Linked DNA regions of Homo sapiens: region 1 is linked to region 2. The links are chromatin loops, found by intact Hi-C in ENCODE. Cell type or tissue: CD4-positive, alpha-beta T cell. All regions are shown on one strand. Links, peaks and the distances in the headings refer to the core of each region. The heading gives the core; the rest is flanking DNA.

Region 1 (5,384 bases), core at 94-5,093, 300 kb after region 2:
ACATTTTCTTGCAGAAGGCTTCTGATGAAAGAATTTTATCTTCTTTGCCTTGTCCATACCAAGCTCCTTATAAAGAAAGCAAGTAGACCTAATATTCAGAATTGAATCATGTGGCGTTTTTAACCAAGCACCAGATTTGTTTTAATGATTCTCTTAACAGTGATTCATCCAGGATTCTCGCCTGTGTCCCTTTTGTGCCCGAGTACAGATGTGCATCTAGAACACATTTAGTTCTATGATTTCAAAGAGTGGACGCCCACTTTATGCATATGATTAATTCTACATGCAGCTAATTATACCCACAATTGGCTAATTGTCGGTGCAATTAGCCAATTGCAGGCCCAATTGGCCACTTGTCCCATAATTTGAAGGTGCAAGTGGACAACTGAAGGAACAATTAGAGGCATGCAGAGTTTTACATATTTAAAGAGGAGGCTGGGGGAGGAAAAGCGGCTGAAAATGTGGTCCTGAATGCAAAATTAAAAAATCCATATGTATAGGTCTTTGAGAAAGAAAGTTATTGTTCACTGGACTTTTTATTCTCATGCAATTTTCAAAGTCAATATTTTTTTCCTAAAAACTTATAAAACAAACAAACAGATTTTTGAGACTGACACAGCTGAAGCCAAACTTTAGATCAGTAAGAACTAACTCCTCCATCTCAAAGCCTGTGCATTTTAAGGGTTACTAGTAAAACGAACGTCTCTCGGAGGAAAATTGCAAATGTTACCAAGCTTTTGGCCAAATCCTTTTGACTTTTCTCATTTCTTCTCTAATTATTCTTAATTTTCTTCAATAAGAATTTTTTTTTCCAGTAGCTACACAATCCGGGAGACGTAGAAGAAATGACTGCTTTCACTCACAGCTTTATTTATCTGGCCACCTTCAGAGATTATGATATTGTTAGAAATTATTTGCTCCAGTACAACTACCTAATTTCAAAGCCCCAAACCTATAAATACTCTCCCTTCTGTGCATGCCTCCTCCTCAGGTGTCTCACCGCAGGACACCCAGATCCAGAAGGAGCCAAAAATAGCCAGAAATGGTGGAAAAGTGGCACATTGTAGGCACTTAGTAAACAGTGATTGAGGACGACTGCCACTCATTAGGGGTTTAGGGCTGAAAAAGAAGTTTGGAATCATCTCCCATAGCATGGATTCGGTGGCTGCTAATGTCCTTGTGAGTTAAAATAAAACAAGATTGCTATGATTCCCCTCATATCTGCAGTTGATATTTTCAGACCTTAATCTGACATAAATTGGTCACACACTCAGAAGCAAACCCAGCAGACTTTCAGATATCAGAAATACCTGCTACAAATAAATGCATGAAAGCCCTGCAAGAGATCCCACTGCCCTCAAGTTCCCCAAATTTTGTGATCTATTAAACATGAGTCTCAAGGAGTTTTCTGAGAGCAAATAATGTTATGGTCAAACATGGATGGAAACACAGGAAAAAAATAAAAAGGTCAGTAATAAAAACAAAAACAGAGACTGTGTAAGTCACATTTTAACCCAGTATATTTCACATGTAATTATCCAAGGAATCCTAACAAAATAACTAATACTATGCCACAGAATTAAAAGAGACACATGTTGGGAAATACAACTAGGTATGTTTTAGAGCTAAATCGATAAGTTAATACACACTTTTACCAAACTTGATTATCTGGTTTTCAGCTCACAGGAAAATTTTTAAATAGGTCACTTCGGGGGCTCAAGAGTGAGACTACATAAAGGGACTCTGACATAAAAATTAATTTGAAATTTGTATCACAACGCTATTCACTGGAGGGGAATAATTCATCTTTCTGGGCCTCAGTTTCCTCACTTGTATAATAAAAGCATTGAATCTGATGGACACCAAAGTTCTTCCGGTCCTGGCATCCTGTGATACTCAGTGGTTGTGCCAAATAGTGCTTTACTTGATGAACATGTCTCTCCTCTCTCTACTCAAACTCCAGGGCTTGCTACCCCAGTGGTCGAAAGGTGGAATTCCTAATTCCAAATTTTCTGCATGTTAGTTTATTATCTGGGATAAGTCTCTTAACTTTTCAAACCTCAATTTCCCCAAAGAGAAACTAAGGATAATAATATCTCCAAAGAAGTCTCAGTGAGCTGAAGAAATGTGAAAGCCATTTGAAAAGTATGAAGCACTCCCTATTACTGTTTCTGTTTTTATTAAATAGGATACTAGCCATTTATAATAACTAGTAGTTATATTAATGACCTTAACACAGATTCAATTATTATTAACATTAATTGCCTTATAACTACTACTAATATGCTAATTGTGATAATGAACCGATGCCGTGCTTGATGCATTTCAGCAGCAGATTTTGTTCTGCTAAACTTGGGGTTTTGCTTGGAGGGGAGAAGAGCAGTGCTGGCCTTCGGGCCGTGCCAGGAAAATGTGTGGGCCAGATGGCAATCCAAGTTGGTCTGATAGAACATTTCTATTTCTGTGGATTCTCAAAAATGAACTGACAGGCACGAAGCAAAGTGGTGACTCATAGCCTTCAGGTCCCTGAGTTACAGCTTCTGAGCTGCAATTTCCTATTGTCCTGGCAAACTCATTTATGGGAAGATTCAATCTAGAACCTTCTATCTCCATTGCCATCATTGTCATCATTACAGTCATCACAACCACTCTTTACCAAGCACCTACTGTGTGCATAAGAGTATTATATATTATGGTCTATTAAAAAAGACTACGTTGGCTAGGCACAGTGGCTCATGCCTGTAATTCCAGCACTTTGGGAGGCCGAGGTGGGTGGATCACGAGGTCAAGAGGTTGAGACCATTCTGGCCAATATAGTGAAACCCCGTCTCTACTAAAAATTAAAAAAAAAAAATAGCTGGGTGTGGTGGTGTGTGTCTGTAGTCCCAGCTATTCAGGAGGCTGAGGCAGGAGAATCACTTGAACCCGGGAGGTGGAGGTTGCAGTGAGCCGAGATCCTGCCACTGCACTCCGGCCTGGTAACAGAGTGAGACTCTGTCTCAAAAAAAAAAAAAAAAAAAAAAAGTCTATGTTAATCTCTGTAATGACCTCATAATGTATACATTCCTATCTCCATTTATTCTTCAGCTGAGGATACTCTGGGTCAAATAAGCAACTTGCCCGCCAGGGCAGAGATGCTGATGGGTGGAGTTGAGATCTGAATCCCAGAAGTCTACTTTTTTTCTTCTATATGATACTATCTTTCCAATTGACAGCATCCTGAAGATTGCAATCCTCCTGCAGGCAGCCACTGTCTTGTGTGTGAGTGTGTGTGCACATGGGCATACACATATGTGTATTGTATATTTTAATTCCACTTAGCAGAGGGACTATAAACTGGCCTGGCACAGAATGTCCAATGCATAAATGCTTGCTGGCTTGAATTTACAAGTCTAAGAGATGGTCCACCATGATTTTTTTTTTACCTTCATAAACTGATAAAATATTAATGCTAGTCCCATATTCTCATTCTACAGATGTAGCTACAAGGACTTGAACACAACAGTCATTGGCAGAACTAAGCTCAGAATCTAAACCTGACTCCCAAGTGGCCACTCAACATACCACATCTCATGGGAAAGGAGAAGTCCATTTGTTCTTAGTCACAGTTTCTCTGTAGTCTTCTCTAGTTGCTGACCATCAAATGATGATTTTATGAAAGGAAGACATATCTAGATACTACAAACATCTTTTTCATTATTGTCAAGAACACGTGGAAAAGGGTAGAAGTCTGAGTTTCTCAACTTGTCTTTGGGTATGAGACTGGACTGCAGTGAGAATCACTTCTACAATAGGAGTCCTTAGAGACTTGGGGGCTTTGGATAGGCTTCAGCTGGGATGGTCATCCAATCCCCAGCCTCAAAGAAACATCACCCTACACCATCAGAGCAGAGGGGATGGACACTCAGTACAGTCATTTTAGTAGTGAGATAGTAAAATACTATTTTGTATCATATTCTTGCAAGGATTGACTTTTTTAGACACACACTGAGTTGTCTTTACCAAATGAACATTCCATTTACAAAAAGTATTATCAAATTAATAGCATAACAAGTTTTCAGGGGAGGTTTATTAGAGTCAAATATTTTAAAAGCTGTCATTTAAACAGAAGTAGTTGTTAAATTGAGGAGATAATTAGGTACCTGAAATTAATCAAAGTATGTTTTTAAAAATAAACTCTATATTTGACTCATTGCAAATATATTTCAGTCTTGTCCAAATTCTCTGTAATATATTTGAAATTGGCAATTTTGCAAGCAAATCTGCAAATAGCCTTTGGCCATTAAAATCTTGCTCTGCCCTTACCGTGGTGGATTCCACAAAAAAACACCCCAAATTAAAATTTAAGCTATAAGATACGTGGAGTCTACAGACATTGACATATAATTTATAAAGCTGATAATGCTGGATTGAATGCCTTTATACTCAATTTCCTATTACTTTCCTCTTTCTCCCTGTATTTTTTTCTCTCTCTCTTTTTTGAATTGCCTTTAATACTATGATCATGCCAGCTTAGTGGCCTAGATGAACTTATAAGACAGAATAACTAGATCGGTGACATGCCACCAGTAGGAAAACTGGAGTGAGTTGAGATTCATTTATTCAAAAAAATATTTTTTGAGCACCTGTAACATGGTAGGTTAGGGGATGGGGCAGTGAGCAAAGACACTGTATTGAAAAGAGGGAGAAAGTAATGGTATATAGCAAAACAAACAAGCAAACAAAACCCCAAATGAAATAGATGATATATCAGGTGGGAATAAGTCCTATAAAGCACAGAGCAGGGTAAAAGGATAAGGAGTGATGCGGGGAGCGGGAGGAGCCTGCTTGGGAGGTAAAAGTGAAAGAGATAATTCCTCCCTTGCATGGATGAATATTTTTGTGCTGTGCACTCTTTGGCACTTGTATTTCTGTTTCATTTTTAATTTTTAAATACAATTTCAGCTTTGTAAGAGCTGAGGTGATGAATGAAATACAGGTTTCTGCTGTATTTCATTCTATGGCAGACAATTCTATGGCAAAGGCAGAATGTCAGGTTTTTGTGCAAACAAGAGAGATAGCAGCAGTTCTTACTGACATTGAGCCAGCTAGACTCAGTGATCACTGTCTCCCGTCACCCCTAACCTGGAGGAAATCAGACCCCATCCAATATAGAGAGCATTAATTATGGAGAATATTAAGATCCATCCTTTCTTCATCATCTCAGCTACTTGAATGCATATTTTCACAACCCCATTGGTAAAATGGGCTCTGCCTAAATTACGGCTTAGAGTTATTTTTCTCTCTTGGCAGAGTAACCACTTTACAAATTCTTTTTGTTTTTGCTTTTGTTTTTGAGGCAGGGTCTTGCTCTGTCACCCAGGCTGGAGTGCAGTCGTACTATC
Region 2 (5,384 bases), core at 105-5,104:
AAGACAGGAATGTCAGGCCTCTGAGCCCAAGCTAAGCCATCATATCTCCTGTGACCTGCACATACACATCCAGATGGCTGGTTCCTGCCTTAACTGATGACATTCCACCACAAAAGAAGTGAAAATGACCTGTTCCTGCCTTAACTGATGACATTACCTTGTGAAATTCCTTCTCCTGGCTCATCCTGACTCAAAAGCTCCCCCGCTGAGCACCTTGTGACCCCCCCACCCTTGCCCGCCAGAGAACAACCCCCTTTGACTGTAATTTTCCTTTACCTACCCAAATCCTATAAAATGGCCCCACCCCTATCTCCCTTTGCTGACTCTCTTTTCAGACTCAGCCCGCCTGCACCCAGGTGAAATAAACAGCCTTGTTGCTCACACAAAGCCTGTTTGGTGGTCTCTTCACATGGACACGAGTGAAAGTTACCATGCTTGGTCCTGCTTCCCACTGTTATAATAGGTAGATTGGCAGATAAGAGCAGGACAAGAAAGGGCCCCGAAGAAGATCAGATGATTCCCAGATGACTGTCTTGTGATTGTCAGGTGGGCTCCTCAGGCATTATAAGGTAAGTGGTCACAACTGGGGGAAAAATTCCTGAGAAACAGGAAACATCTTGAGCTTGTGGGCAACAACTACCCAATAAGATCCTAGAAACTGAATCTTATTGGGAACCTTCATAATAAGGGTACCTTCATAACAAGGTACAGCAGACTGGGGGGTTTACACAATGGAAATTGATTTTCTTGTAGCTCCAAAGTCTAAATGTTCAAGATTAAGGTGTCAGCAAGGTTGATTTTTTTCTGAGGTCTCTCTCCTTGGGTGGTAGATGGCTGTGTTTTTGTCTGTGTCTTCACATGGTTTTCAAGTCTTCATGTCCTCACATGTCTTCAAGTGAGGTTGACCTAGGGCCCACTCTGAGGACCTCATTCTAACCTAATTACATCTTTAAGGCCCTATCTACAAATACAGGCACACTCTAAGGTCATCTTCTTCAACATATGAATTGAGAGGCAGGGGCACAATTCAGCTTATAACAGGTGTCATTACTCCCATTTTACTAATGAGGAAACTGAGGTAGCGTATTTTGCCTAAAGTCACACAGTGAGCTGGGATTGGAAACTGGATCTGTCTGAGACCAAAACCCACACCCCACCCTCCAAGCTGTATCGCTCATCCTGAATAAGGCAAAGTCAGGGCAGCCAACCCAACTTGAATCTTTAAAGGGAAAGCTGAGATGGGCCCCAGAGGACAGGAGATAAAGGGAATTGAATGCTGATTGCTGGCAGGGGTGTGGGAGGAGCTGCAGGACAGGCATTATGCAAGCAGAGATGGGAACATGGCTGTGGATTCCGTGTACCTTCTCAGACCAGCTGGTGCATGGTGCACTGATTTAGAGCTCCTTAAACATCCTAGGTGGAGACAGATCTAAAAGAAAGCTGCTCTTCTTGTGTTCCTGTGAGAGAAAGCTGCTTGCTAGCTGGAAAGACAGGGGATACTGTGGAGGGAGAGTGAGAAGAAGCCCAGTTCCTTCCCACATTACAGACCCTACGCTAATACAACAATAGGAGGTCGACCCATTGCTAATTGTTCTGGGAGGAGAAAGAGTGAGCATCACACGAATGTACAGGCACACAAGAGATGTAATAAACACAGTCTAACATATCACCAGCTCCCATACAGGGCTGATTTGCAATTGTAAATCCATTGGTAGCGTGCATGAATGCTAAGAACGTCGGAGTGCCGGGCTGTGAATTTGCCAAGGAAACTGGCGTGCTTTTCTACAAGAGAAGAAGTATATACCCTGTGGAAAATTATTTTTTTTCCTGTGCAATTAGGTCTGTCTCTCCATTTAAATCATTTTTAATAATCTCCTGATCAGTGCTGTATTTTTAACTGTGAATAATATAACTCTACATTTACACTAAACATAAACCATTGAACAAAAAGTATTTTATAAACTGGAACTTACCTTCCCTTAAATAATGGCTCCAAATAAGTGATTTCATGCAAGCAAGACAATCCAATTAAGCTGCTATCTTTGGAGCCGTAGGACTACATTGTTTAGCCCCACAGAGCAGGGATGGCCATACTACATCCATCGGGCCAAGTCCAGCCCATTGTTTTTGTAAATAAAGTTTTATTGGAACAGAACTACATCCATTTGGTTGGGTACTGTCTACAGCTACTTTTGCGTTACAACAGTAGAACTGAGTAGTTGCAGCAGCTATAGTATGGCTGGCAGAGCCTTGTATTTCTAGCTAGCCCTGTACAGAGAAAGTTTGCCCATCCCTGCCTTAGAGCCTTATGTCAGCAGGGTCCCTTCTCCATCCCAGGAAGCTCTTCCAGTGGAATCATACGAGGATGTGTCCAAGGCTCTCTTGAATCTGGTTCTGGTTCTAGTTGGCTCAGAACATCCAGTAACTAATAATGCTGTGACTACCATGGTTTGTTCCTGATGGTGTATTGGACTCAACTATCAACAGCAGTTCATAACTCAGAAGAGTCAGGGAAACCACTATAAAAAGACAAAATTGTAAAACGAGCACATATCCCTGTTGTTGGATGTTGGCACTGGTTCTAGGCCCACTTTGTGTTCAGACCCAGTCCTCGCTTGGGCCTCATTGAGCTCTCTCTCTGGGAGGGTTGACTTTTGCTGGTTCTTCTCCAGGTTTTACACTGGTCAGCTGCTTTCCACCTGAATGTGGCCATTGACAGCCCTGGGCAAGCAACCTGGCAGCAGGTGGAAGGGAGAAGCTAGACTACTTCTCTTCTTTCTCTCTGTCTCTTTGCCTTGGGTATATCTGTGGTAACAGCTTTATTTACTCTCAAGCAGGTTAAGCATTCGTCTAAGACTTTCTATCTAGGAAATGAAAGAGCCGAGACTCCAACTCTGCCATGGCTGTTTTTAAAGGCTCTGTTCTTTGCCACACCTGGTTGTTTTTCAGAGAGTGAGTGACCTCAGAATGCCACCCCCACTTCCTGCCCAGAGGTACCCAGCAAAGGTGAGGTGAAAAGAGCCCTTTAGTAAAATTACCATGGAGGGAGAGTAGAAAGCAAACTAGAGCAGCATGCAGGTTGGAGGCAAGGAGGCAAGTCAAGGTTCTCCAGAGGAACTTCTGGAACAAAGTTAGGACCATCAGTTGCACCCAGGCACATGTATTGTTCTATGCACTGTGCTTCCTTTAGCTTCTAGCTTCCTTGCCAAGATGACCTTCAAAGCATGGTTATCAATGAGGTGGGGCGGGGGGTGATGTCCCCGGGGGTGGGGAAGCAGTTTTGCCCCCAATCCTGAGGATATTTTGCAGTCTGGAGACATTTTTGGTTGTCACATTGGGTGGGTGCTGCTACTAGCACCTAATGGGTGGAGGTCGGGGATACTGCTAAACATCCTGTAATGCCCAGGACAGGCCCCACAGCAAAGGGTTCCATGCATTTGGGCCCCAAATGTCAATAGTGCTGAGGTTGAGCCACTTTCAGATTCAGAGTATTCACCTGACAGCATAAAGTAATTGTGGCCCGGCAAGGTTAATGAAATGAAGATTCCTGGAATAGTCCAGGAAAATATGTCCCCAGTGGAAGATATTCTTCCTCTATGGTTTACATTATGTGCCAGATCCCCTTCTCACACATATGTAAATTATTTGAATCCCTTCTTTTTCAGTAACTTCAAGTGGCTAACCACATTTCATTGTGAATTTCAATACCAGTTTACCTAGGAAAATGTATTCCAGATACATCAAAAGGAGCTGAATGAAAAATATCATGTGTATCCTTTTTATAAGTTTAAAGTCAGATTGTAATGTATTAGCAATAGATAGAATACTTTAGACTTTTCTTTTTTGGTCAAATCATGTTTGATTTGGTTAATCTCAGTTGAACAGGAATTTAACACCAGGTCTTTTAAGTGAAATCATTTCTATATTAATGAGATCCAGAGTGATTCAACTAAAAAAATGATTAAAAAACTAAAGTGTCCCCTTGCTGTTATTCAAATGAATGGAAGGAAAGAGGTGGTATTTTTGAAGCTCACTCTCTCTCTCTCTCTCCCTCTCCCTACCATCTTTTTCCCAGCCTAATTGACTTGGATCTGGCTCATCTTGAGTAGGTTATGTTTTCTTATTGTAACAGCCTTTCCCCAGCAAAATCATTCCCCTCACTAATGAGCTCCATCCTCCTATGATAGGGAGAGAGTTTTAAAAACACCCACTGTTCTCACTCTTTCATTTGAATAGCACCAAAGGGGCACCTTTTCCCATCATTTCTATCAGAGAGATAGGGTTGGATCTCATTAATAAAGAGATGATTTTACTCCAAAGAGCCCTCAGCATTGAGCCCTAACCTAGATTAGAACTTTGTTAAACACTGAGCCCCAGCCATTGAAAGGTCCTCCTGAGCTGTACCCACACCCAGTGTCACCAGAGCCGAGATTTCACCCATTGAAGGAATGGACAGCCAGGGTCAGGCTGTGCCCTCAGTTCCCAAACCTGCAGATCCTATGATGCTCTTTGCCTGACAGGTCTTTCACCTTTAATCAGCTGTATTTCACCTGTATTTCACAGTGGTCTTCTCAGACCTGACCCTTCAAACCCAGGGGCCTTCCACAAGCCATGCAGCTCGGACTGAGATGTAGGGGAAGGACTCCAGCAGAAGGGTTTCCCAGCCCTGTCTTCACTCCCACTCTCTGCTCCCTGTCACCATGCCTTGCCATCGTTCTTCTGGGTCTCAATTTCTATTCCTTCATAGCCCAGTTCACTCCCAAACTCCTGTCTCTGGCCTGCTAATTGCAGCAGACCCTCTGCCCCTGGGGTAATGAGAGGCAGGTTAGATGCATAGCCCAAGACACCAATGGCCCCAGAGAGCCGCTGACTTTGCATGAGTCCTCTCTTAGCCACCCTCATCTTTCAGGTGCCCTGAGAGCTTGGGAGAAAGCAGAGCCTGGTGGTTAGCATGTGGGCTCTACAGTATCCCAATTTGGGTCCAATCTTGCCATTCATGACCTTAGATACATGCCTTATATTGGAAAAGGTTATGTGTTTCTTGTGTTTCTGCACATCTTATGAATAAGGCACTGACTGCTCCTTGTTCAGGTCTATCTGTCTAAAGTTGTTTATAGGATAGTGTTTCCCTCTAGAGGAAAGAGCTAGCAGCCTTACTGTTAATTATAAAACATTTGGGTTTCCTAAGCTCAGAGATCCTCTCTTGTAATACGGGGAATTGCATATGAAGGTGTCACTTGGCTCTCTTTGTGTCATCCTGTGAGAATTGGAGCTTATGGGGAAGGTGCAAGAAATACTGATGCTCTGGCTACTTCTATAACTGTGATTAAAAAACTGTTCTGTATCTCTGACCCAGGAAGCTTGTGTCTTCCGCCAGCATCCAT

The links. Hi-C counts contacts between places; a loop is a spot of excess contacts. Peaks named below come from ENCODE experiments on the same cell type or tissue, not always from the same donor. Only the 100,000 strongest peaks of a DNase experiment are listed, where the experiment ranks them.
Region 1: it touches region 2 in a loop (2.3-fold over the local background); 5 of 110 quality-filtered maps call a loop at or near these places.

What each region holds. Positions count from the first base shown.
Region 1 is chr14:98,142,247-98,147,630 of GRCh38, reverse strand. All of the region lies in intron 2 of LINC02295 (long intergenic non-protein coding RNA 2295), which reads right to left. All of the region lies in intron 1 of LOC105370655 (a long non-coding RNA gene), which reads left to right. Among named protein-coding and RNA genes, the nearest start is that of LINC02295, 9.0 kb to the right of the region's middle. In CD4-positive, alpha-beta T cell, for the core only: no CTCF peak of the experiment used is centred there; no DNase peak of the experiment used is centred there; H3K4me3 peaks cover 408 bases; H3K27ac peaks cover 429 bases.
Region 2 is chr14:98,441,832-98,447,215 of GRCh38, reverse strand. No RefSeq gene overlaps it. Among named protein-coding and RNA genes, the nearest start is that of LINC02914, 270 kb to the left of the region's middle. RefSeq lists an enhancer at 1,052-1,553. In CD4-positive, alpha-beta T cell, for the core only: no CTCF peak of the experiment used is centred there; a DNase peak (open chromatin) is centred at 2,965; H3K27ac peaks cover 1,258 bases.